Linked DNA regions of Homo sapiens: region 1 is linked to region 2. The links are chromatin loops, found by intact Hi-C in ENCODE. Cell type or tissue: dorsolateral prefrontal cortex. All regions are shown on one strand.

Region 1 (5,000 bases), 210 kb before region 2:
CATGCCAGCCTGGGTGACAGAGTGAGACCCTGTCTCAAAAAAAAAAAAAAAAGAAGGATTTTTAGACTTGTGCTAACTCCCAATCATGGGCTTAAGACTTTCACAATAAAAATCATTATGTGTATATATCATTCTAGCCTTAAAAAACATAATTGCTAAAAGGACTATTAGAATGCCTTTCTATTTTACAGTCTGGGTAAATGCTTTCCCAGACTTAAGAGCTTCTTAGAGAGTTTTATCAAACATGCAGGCACATTTCTGATTATTTAAGGCTTAAGACTTTGGAAATTCTTTGGCATTTAGCTACAGCCTTTTGACATTTTTGCTGTTCATTACCAGTACCGTGCTGTGGAAAGGAAAAGAGAAGGGACACACAAGGTGATTTTATACACCTACAAACAGTGGAAAAGTGATAGTGGATAGGAAAAAAGTAGAATCTACATGAAATATTTGTAGATTTAACTTATGTTCTGTTCTCCATTATTGTAATTGTTTGTGTCATACATTGCTGCATAATAAACTACCGTAGGCCAGGTGCAGTGGCTCGTGCCTGTAATCCTAGCACGATGAGGGGGTGAAATGGGAACATTGCTTGAGGCCAGGAGTTCAAGACCGACCTGGGCAACATAGCAAGGCCCCATCTCTACATCTGAAAAAATAATAAATTAGAAACCTACTATAAAACATAACTTTAAAAGAACACTTAATGATTTCTCACCATTCTGCATGAGGGCGCTGCTGTATGACTTTCTTCCATGTGATGTGGGTTGGGACTTGTTGGGAATCTCCCCACGTGGTCTCTCATCCGTCCATGGCTTAGCCTGAGCTTCTTTACATGCCAGCAGGACCCCAAGAGACTGAAGCAGAAGGTCTCTTAAGGTCTCAGAACCAGCCCAGAAACACATCTGCTCATTTTATTGGTTAAAGCAAGGCACAAGGCCAGCTCAAATACTAGGGCTGGGAAAACAAACACTACCTTGATGGGAGGAGCTGCAAAATATTGTGGCTATGACTTCCAACACACCTCAGTAGCTGATCAAGTTGACTGTAAAATTAAATTGGACAAAATTGGTAAAAATTCCAGATTCTGACTTCTGCCAGACATTTATTCCATTTTGCATTTATCCCATTTGCATTTATTCCATTTGCAGATCTGCAGATTAGGAAGTAGACAGAAACAGTAAGAAAAAACACGTGGATAGTCTTAATCACTTTTCAAGTTTTTTTTTTTTGGAGATACAGGTTCTTGCTAGGATGCCCAGTTTGTAGTGCAGTGGCTATTGACAGATGATATACCACACTGTGGCCTCAAATTTCTGGGCGCAAATAATCCTCCCACTTCAGCCTCCTGAGTAGCTGGGACGATAGGCACATGCCACTGCGCCCAGCTTCAAGAAGTTTGTTTTTTTTTTTTTTTTGAGACATAGTCTTGCTCTCTTGCCCAGGCTGAAGTGCAATGCCGCGATCTCGTCTCACTGCAACCTCCGCATCCCGGGTTCAAGCGATTCTTTTGCCTCAGCCTCCCAAGTAGCTGGGATTACAGGGGACTGCCACCACACCCAGCTAATATTTGTATTTTTAGTAGAGATGGAATTTCACCATGTTAGCCAGGCTGGTCTTTAACTCCTGACTTCAGGTGATCCACCCGCCTCGGCCTGCCAAAATGCTGGGATTACAGGTGTGAGCCACCATGCCTGGCGAACTCATAGGCTTTAAAACATATGTCTTGGGGACTGGGCGTGGTGGCTCACACCTGTAATCCCAGGACTTTGGGAGGCCGAGGCAGGCGGATCACGAGGTTAAGATATCGAGACCATCCTGGCTAACATGGTGAAACTCCGTCTCTACTAAAAATACAAAAAAAAAAATTAGCTGGGCACGGTGGTGTGTGACTGTAGTCCCAGCTACGCAGGAGGCTGAGGCAGGAGAATCGCTTGAACCCGGGAGGGGGAGGTTGCAGTGAGCCGAGATTGCACCACTGCACTCCAGCCTGGCCATAAAGTCTCGTCTCAAAAAAAAAAATTACACACAATATATATATATATATACACACACACACATACATACATACACACGTGTGTGTGCGTGTGTGTGTGTGTGTGTCTTGGACTCACGCCTGTAATCCCAGCATTTTGGGAGGATGAAGCGGGTATATCACTTGAGGTGAGGAGTTGGAGACCAGCCTGGCCAACATGGTGAAACCCTGTCTCTACTAAAAATACAAAAATTAGCCGGGTATGGTGTCAGGCGTCTGTACTCCCAGCTACTTGGGAGGCTGAGACAGGAGAATCACTTGAACCTGGGAGGCAGAGGTTACAGTGACCACAGATCATGCCGCTGCACTCCAGCATGGGCGCCAGAGCAAGACTGTTTCAAATAAATAAATAAATCATAAAATAAAATAAAGCTTATCAGTGACCCTTGACTTAACTAGCCCCTTTTTCAACTGAGTTAACTAGCACATATGTTTCTTATCCATTAAAGCCTGTATTCCTATCTTCTCTGAAATGTAGAAGCATATAATAGGGTCAGTAGTTAAGAGTGAGGATTTTAGAATAGGAGCTAGATTTAAATTGTGGCTTTGTACTACTTTGTGTGACTTTATAAACATTATCTAAAGTCTGTATTTTTCAGATTCATTCATAAGACAGTCTACCTCATGAGGTTTTTGTGAAGTTTGAATAAATATGTATACAGAGATTAGCAGTGTCTAGCACACGGAAAGCATTCAACAAGGTCAATGATTTTTATTTGACAGGCCTCAGTCTGCAGGAACATATATTTAAGCTTTAAGATTTGCTCAAGCCTCTTGCAAAATGGTCTATGGGGCCTCTGGCAGTAGGGACTTCATATACACTCCCAAACACTGAAGCCACCCAAACAAGCTTTTGTACTAAGCTCTCTGAATTTCGAGTGACTTTTCTAAATTTTTTGACCCATAAATTTCCTCTTGGTTTGCTTTGCTGCCCTCTTCTGGTGGAATGGCAAAAGAGTTAGATGACATTTCCAATCCCTACTGCCACTCAAACTGCTAAAAGCTATCAATATTTTGAATCCTTAGTCAAAGAATCCAACTTGCAAAAATCTCTGGCCTTACATTCAAGTCAATTCAAATGAAAATAAAGTCTAAACGTAAAGCTTCTACCTATGAATTTCAATTTATTTCTATTACATGGAAAGTGATATTGGTAGGTAGAATAATTATTAAAATGGACTACTCATTTTAGGTTGAAAAGATCTAAGAATATTTTGTTATTCTGAATGGCAACAGAAAATTCCTTATAAACTGCATTTCACTTTTCTGAAACAGTGAAATGTGTACATATAGAGTCTTAATTTTAAAAAACTTTTTTCCTAGGCTGGGCACAGTGGCTTACGACTGTAATCCCAGCACTTTGGGAGGCCGAGGCGGGCGGATCACGAGGTCAGGAGTTTGAGACCACCCTGGCCAACAGAGTAAAACCCCATCTCTACTAAAAATACAAAAATCAGTCGGGCATGGTGGCACATGCCTGTAGTCCCAGCTACTTGGGAGACTGAGGCAGGAGAATCGCTTGAACTCGGGAGGCAGAGGTTGCAGTGAGCCTAGATCATGCCACTGCACTCCAGCCTGGGCAACAGAGCAAGACTACATCTCAACAAACAAACAAACAAACAAACAAAAACCAACCAACCAAACCAAAAAAACCCTTCTTTCCTAACGTTAACATCAGCTAATCTCTATATCTTCCAAACTATAATACCTATGTATTATCCTGGTATTTAAAAATTTTAGCATAGAAACTGCATGCAAAATGTTACTGTGTACTTCCTTCAAATACAATGAGAAAGGTAAATACTTAGCCTAATACAGAAAATTATTTAAATCACTTTAACAATTTTCACATTGTTTTGGAAGATATTGTAAACATTCTAGGCTAGGCATGGTGGCTTATGCCTGTTAATCCCAGCACTTTGGGAAGCCGAGGCAGGAGGATCGCTTGAGCCCAGTAGTTCGGTCTGGGCAACATGGCGAAACCCCATCTCTACTGAGAAATACAAAACTTAGCTGGGCGTGGTGGCATGCGCCTGTGGTCCCAGCTACTCGGGAAGCTGAGGTGGGAGGACTGCTTGAGCCTGGAAGGTCAAGGCTGCAGTGAGCCATGACTGCTCCACTGCACACTCCAGCCTGGGTGACAGAGTGAGACTCTGTCTCAAAAAGAAAAAGAAAAAGAAATATTCTAGGTTGTATATAGACAAAGCTAAAATTTAGAAGCAAATGTGCAGAAAGTTTGTACATTTGAATTTTCATTAAACTGCTAATCCTACTGTAGAATTTTGTGATCAGAAAAACATTTCCTTGGTCCTTGATTTTCAGAAAAACATATTTTAAGGAGAAATATACATTGTTTTCTTGTTTACTTCATATTGGCTGTTTGGGTATAAATCTGTAGAAGTTAAAAATATGTTCTTTTTGAAGTATTGGCAAGAGTTCTAAAGTTACAAATACTAGTACATTAAGTCATGATAACAGCACTTATGCCACGTTATCTCTACAAAATGTAAAATGACTGGAATCTTTGGAATTCCCTTCCCCCACTAATTCAACAAAGCTCAGATTTGTCGTACTTTAGAACAGAGAGACTATCTCCTTGAGCTACCCAAGCATTGCTGCTTTTACTGGTCAAATTATTTACGATCTGAATATTGGTCATTTGCATATTTTATAGGAATTATGCACCTTGGAGACAAGGGAACAGGTTGCAGCAAATCTGTTAAAAATACAGTTTATGTTCAAAACTAGATCTACTTTCCATGTTTAGCACAATATGCAAGGGTTGCTTATTGAGTGGAAATATGCCAAAATCTGGGTTAAAGCCTTTGCAGTTCTCTATTTGCCAGAATGAAAACATGAATTTCTGGCCTTTAAGGCTGTGTAACGAAGACCCAGAATTGAAGAATAAAGTACTAAAAAACTGAAATTAACTTTATACACCATTATTTAGAAAGTTATTAATATA
Region 2 (5,000 bases):
AGTTTGTGAAATACATACTGGCTAGGTGGTATCTTTCTTTGATACATAGCAAGGCAATGGTGGAGTACCAGAAAACTATTGAGTGTCAGAGACTATACTTTCTATTTGCCCTTATTAGTTGTTATTTTCAGGATGGAAAATAGTGCTCACTTTCTTAGTTTACTAACAGTTTCATCTAGGGGTCTGTTTATAAAGTAATACAAAATGAAACAAGCCTAAGAGTAATTGTAAAACAGAAAACTAAAGTTTTTTTTTTTTTTTTTTGAGACAGGGTCTTGCTGTCACCCAGGCTGAAGTGCAGTGGTGTGATCTCAGCCCACTGCAGCCTCAACCTCCTGGGGTCAAGCGATCCTCCCACTTCAGCCTTCTGAGTAGCTGGGACTACAGGTGCATGCCACCATGCTCGCCTAATTTGTGCTTTTTTTTTTTTTTTTTTTCGGTGGAGACAGAGTTTTGATATGTTGTACAGGCTGGTCTCAAACTCATGGGCTCAAGCGATCCACTTGCCTCGGCCTCCAAAAGTGCTGGGATTATAGGAATGAGCCACTGTGCCCACCCCAAAACACATTTTAATGCTACTTTATACATAGTTATCTAGGGAAAAAAGTAGCCAGTGTTACCTGTGCTTGATGGTAATAACAAAGTTGATGTTAATACTTTATATTTGCGAAGTCTTCATTTTTTTCCCCCAAATACTTTCACATTTTTAAATCTTTATAATTAGGAAATAATCTTTAGTTATCTTCATCTCTAAGAGGGAATTAATACTGCATCTAGTGTAACTGTTGTGGCAAGTTATCATATTCGGGGTTTAGTTTTTAGTTTTAGTTTTAATTTTTGTTTTGAGACAGGGTCTCACTCTGTCACCCACAGATCACAGTTCACTGCAGCCTCGACCTCCCAGGGTCAGGTGATCCTTCCATCTCAGCCTGCCGGGTAGCTGGGGCTACAGGCACATGCCATAATGCCTGGCCAATTTTTTGTGTTTTTTGTAGAGATGGGGTCTCACTGTATTAACCAAGCTGGCCTCTTAACTCCTGGGCTCAAGCAATCTTCCCGCCTTGGTCTCCCAAAGTGCTAGGATTACACGTGTGAGCCACCTTGCACAGCCCAGGACTTAGTTCTTAAAACCAGGTGTAATTGAAAATCTAGGAAAGTTAAAGTACTTTCCCATCATTCATTGCTACATTGTTTGTAATACAAAAGATTAGTAACAATTCAAACATCCAGTATAGAGGACCAGTTCCAGTTCAAATAGAGTATGTTTCAGTCATACATTAGTATACTCCGCCTTCTTTGCCTCCTCCTACTGAATATGTCATTTACTTTTTTTTTTTTTTTTAAACTCATGACTTTACAGCCATAGACTTTCACAGGTGAAAAGAACTTTTGGGTCATTTGGTTCTTTCCTCTCATTTGACAGAAGACACAAACTCAATGAGATTAAATAATACCCCAAATAATAGAACTCACAATTTTGAGTGTTAGAACTAGACATACTTCTGGTTTAATAAATGTTTGAGTTCATGTTTTTTTCTCTGCTGTCAATCCCTGTGGATTTGTTCTTTAGGATGATGATTACATTCACCCTTCCTTTCTACTGAGTTTGCCAATGTGGTCTCTAATTATATCAGAACTGGATTGCTGCGACATCCTCTTAGCTAGTCATGTAGCCTAATCTTTTTTCTCTCCGGTCCATCTCCTTTATTTTGTCTCACTGATTTTGCTAATACAGACCTTTCATAAATCATCCTTTTACTCCAGAAGCTTCATCCTTTTAATTCAGAAGTGGTCGTCATTGAATCAGATCCTGAATTATCAAGGATCTCCATGCTCTGATTCCATCCTGCCTCTTCATCCTTATTTCCCTTGTTCCCCAACTGCATCTACTCATCAAGATGGTCTCACTCTCCTCTAGCTGCATGTGAATTAGTGCTGTGGTTCTTATGTTGGTTCCTTATCCTGGTACCCACTCACTCCCCATCCTCTCCATTTAGTCACTTTCAACTCATTGTTCAAAATCCAGCTCAAGGCCAGGGGTGCCAGCTCATGCCTGTAATCCCAGCACTTTGGGAGGCTGAGGTGGGCAGATCACTTGAGGTCTGAAGTTTGAGACCGGCCTGGGCAACATGGCGAAACCCAGTCTCTACTAAAAATACAAAACTTAGCTGAGCATGGTGGTGCACGCCTGTAGTCCCAGCTACTCAGGAGGCTGAGGCATGAGAATCGCTTGAACCCGGAAGGCAGAGGCTGCAGTGAGCTGAGCCAAGTTTGCACCACTGCACTCCAGCCTGGGTGACAGAGCAAGACCCTGTCTCAAAAAAAAAAAAAAAAAAAAAAAAAAATTCCGGCTCAAGCTCCACCTTCCCCCTGAAACATTTTGTGATTACAGTGATTTCTTAATCTCCAAATATACACTGTAACATCCCACTTAGCAATTGATACATGAACTAACCTCTATAAGAGATAAAACTCCAAAATCTCAGTGGCCCAACACCGTAGAAGTTATACTTGCTGATCATAGGTGAGAGTGTATAATTCATGATGCTTTGGGGGCAGGGATGGGGAAAAGGAGCGCTGTGCTTTTTGCAGCCGTTTAGAGACTCAGGGTGATGGAGGCTTTGCCATCTTCAACACAAAGCTCCCAGAGTTGCCTCAGGCATTGGTATTTGCTGAATGTTGGAAAGAAGGGACAGTCTATCTGCTTCTTTGCCACCTCCGTCCAGAAGTGGCACGTCATAACACTTCCGCTGGTGAGAACTAGGCACAGGGCTCCACCTTGTGCTGGGAAATGTACCCCCTGGCTGGGTGTCTATATCCCTGGAACTACTCTTCTCTATGGAAGAGAAGCACAAATCTGGGGAGTAGCTAGCTTTGTTACAATGTTGTCCTGTTCTGATTTCTAATTGCTTTGTGGGTGTTGTCTTGGCATCTCCAGCTGGATTTCACACTGTAACTAAAATTCCTCAAATATATACAGTAAGACAAGAGTCTGGCATTTAGTGTGTGCTCAGGAAATGTCTTTGTTAAATAATAGATTTATGTAGACTTTTTAAAAAAATTCTTAATTCCTAAATTAAACACAGAAAGGGAAACAAAGTTGACAAATCCCTAATGGTTCTGTCTTTTTTAAAACAGTACTTTGCAATGCAATTTCTCACTTCACCTACAGAAAGTGAAATTTAGCTGCAGTATCTTCAATTTCAAAATAATAATATTATTTTCTGCTTCTATGGACTATTTTTAACCATTTCATCTTGTTTGTCTTTATATTCTTGTCTTTTTATTATAGAAAAATTAACATATATATGAAAATGGACAGGGTATTATAATGAAATCTCATGTACATATTACCTAGCTTTAACAATAATTGGCCCATGCCCAGTCTTTTAAAATCTATATACTCACTTCCCTCCCACACTAAATTTCTTGAAGCTAAACACAAATATATTATTTCATATGTAAATATGTCTGTAACACCAGACCTTTGGACAAGGTAAGGCCTTGTCCAAAAATACCCCACAATGCTATATCTCATTTTAAAATAACAATAATTCCTTAGTATCTCTAAATAATCCAGTTAGTACTTAAATTTCCCATAGTTTTTTAAACAATTGGTTTGTTCAAATCAAGATCCAAACAAGTCTACGTGTTTTTATCACACACACACACACTCTCACACACTCTAAATAAATAAATAAAGAAGGCAGGAGGAAACTTTTGGAGGTGATGGATATATGTATGGCATAGGTTGTGGTGATGGTTTCACAGATGTGTACTTATCTCCAGGCTCATCAAGGTATATACGTTAATTATGTACAGCATTTCATATGCCAATCATACCCCCAATAAAGTGGTTTACAATACTCAGAAAACACCATTAAGAACTTAAAAATGAAAAGATACAAACAAGGGATACACACAATACATTTTAGACATTCCTCTTAAATATTTTTAAAACAACAAGTCTTTTCTCTGCTCCTTTTTTCCCCCTTGGAATTTATTTGTTGAAGAAACAAGGACATTTGTCCTATAATGATTCTCATTCTCTGGATTTGGCTGATTCTATTCTTCTGGTTTGTGCAACAGTTTCATGTACTTCTGTCCCCAGTATTTCCTGCAAACTAGAGATAGGTCTAGGATCTTGATCAGATTCAGGTTTTGGTTTTTCATCAAAGGGTGGGGTTGTGTATCTCCACCAGAAGGCATAATGTCTGGTTATCTCTCTTTTTGATGTTAACATTTATTAGTGGGTTTAAGAGTTTTTACCAGATGCATTCATTATAAAATTTGCCTTTGGCTTTTCGCCTAGTTGCCTTGGCTGCCATTGATGATCATTGCCTAGTCTATTATTTCATTAGGCATGTCTTGTCTCTTTTTGCAATGAGATTTTCCAATGTTTTAAAAATATTTTATTTTTTCTTCTTACATTATTAAACATATTTAAAACATTTAAACTTCCCTCTAATTCTAATAATGATAATTAACACTTTGGCATTTAACACTTTACAAAGCATTTTTTTTTTTAAGGGACATGGTCTTGCTATGTTGCCTAGGCTGGATTGCAGTGGCCATTCACAGATTCGATCATAGCTCATGACGGCCTCAAACTCCTGGCCTCAAGTGATCCTCCTGCCTTAGCCTCCCAAGAAGCTGGGACTACAGGCACATGCCACCATGTCCAGCTTACAAAGCATTTTCATATACACTATTTCACAAATATTATCTGATACTCACAGAACACCCTGCAGGTAAACCGACTCTATAACTTTGGGCAAGGGTCGTCACTTTAGAGATGAGGAAAATAATAATAACCACTCCTAAGATCGTTATGAAAATTAAACAAGTTGAATGTATGCAAACTGCTTAAAATAGTGCTTACTATATTACAGCAAGAGTGAAATAAAAATTTGCTACCACAATTATTAATATTGTTAATGCTGCTATCATCATTTCTTTCAGTTTTAACCATTATGTTGTTAGTTTATTTTAAAAAATGT

The links. A loop is a pair of places that touch in the nucleus more often than their neighbours do. Peaks named below come from ENCODE experiments on the same cell type or tissue, not always from the same donor. Only the 100,000 strongest peaks of a DNase experiment are listed, where the experiment ranks them.
Region 1: a loop joins it to region 2, with 2.5 times the contacts of the local background. A loop is called at or near these places in 8 of 110 quality-filtered maps.

Annotation. Positions count from the first base shown.
Region 1 is chr7:77,649,716-77,654,715 of GRCh38, reverse strand. It overlaps LOC105375363 (a long non-coding RNA gene), which reads right to left and starts at 1,375. Exons shown (of 3, transcript XR_927695.3): 1 at 977-1,375; 2 at 719-857. In dorsolateral prefrontal cortex, CTCF peaks have their summits at 2,772 and 2,982 (motif pointing left); no DNase peak of the experiment used is centred here.
Region 2 is chr7:77,437,516-77,442,515 of GRCh38, reverse strand. No RefSeq gene overlaps it. Among named protein-coding and RNA genes, the nearest start is that of GSAP, 24 kb to the right of the region's middle. In dorsolateral prefrontal cortex, CTCF peaks have their summits at 2,577 and 2,778 (motif pointing left); a DNase peak (open chromatin) is centred at 2,765; H3K4me3 peaks cover 493 bases.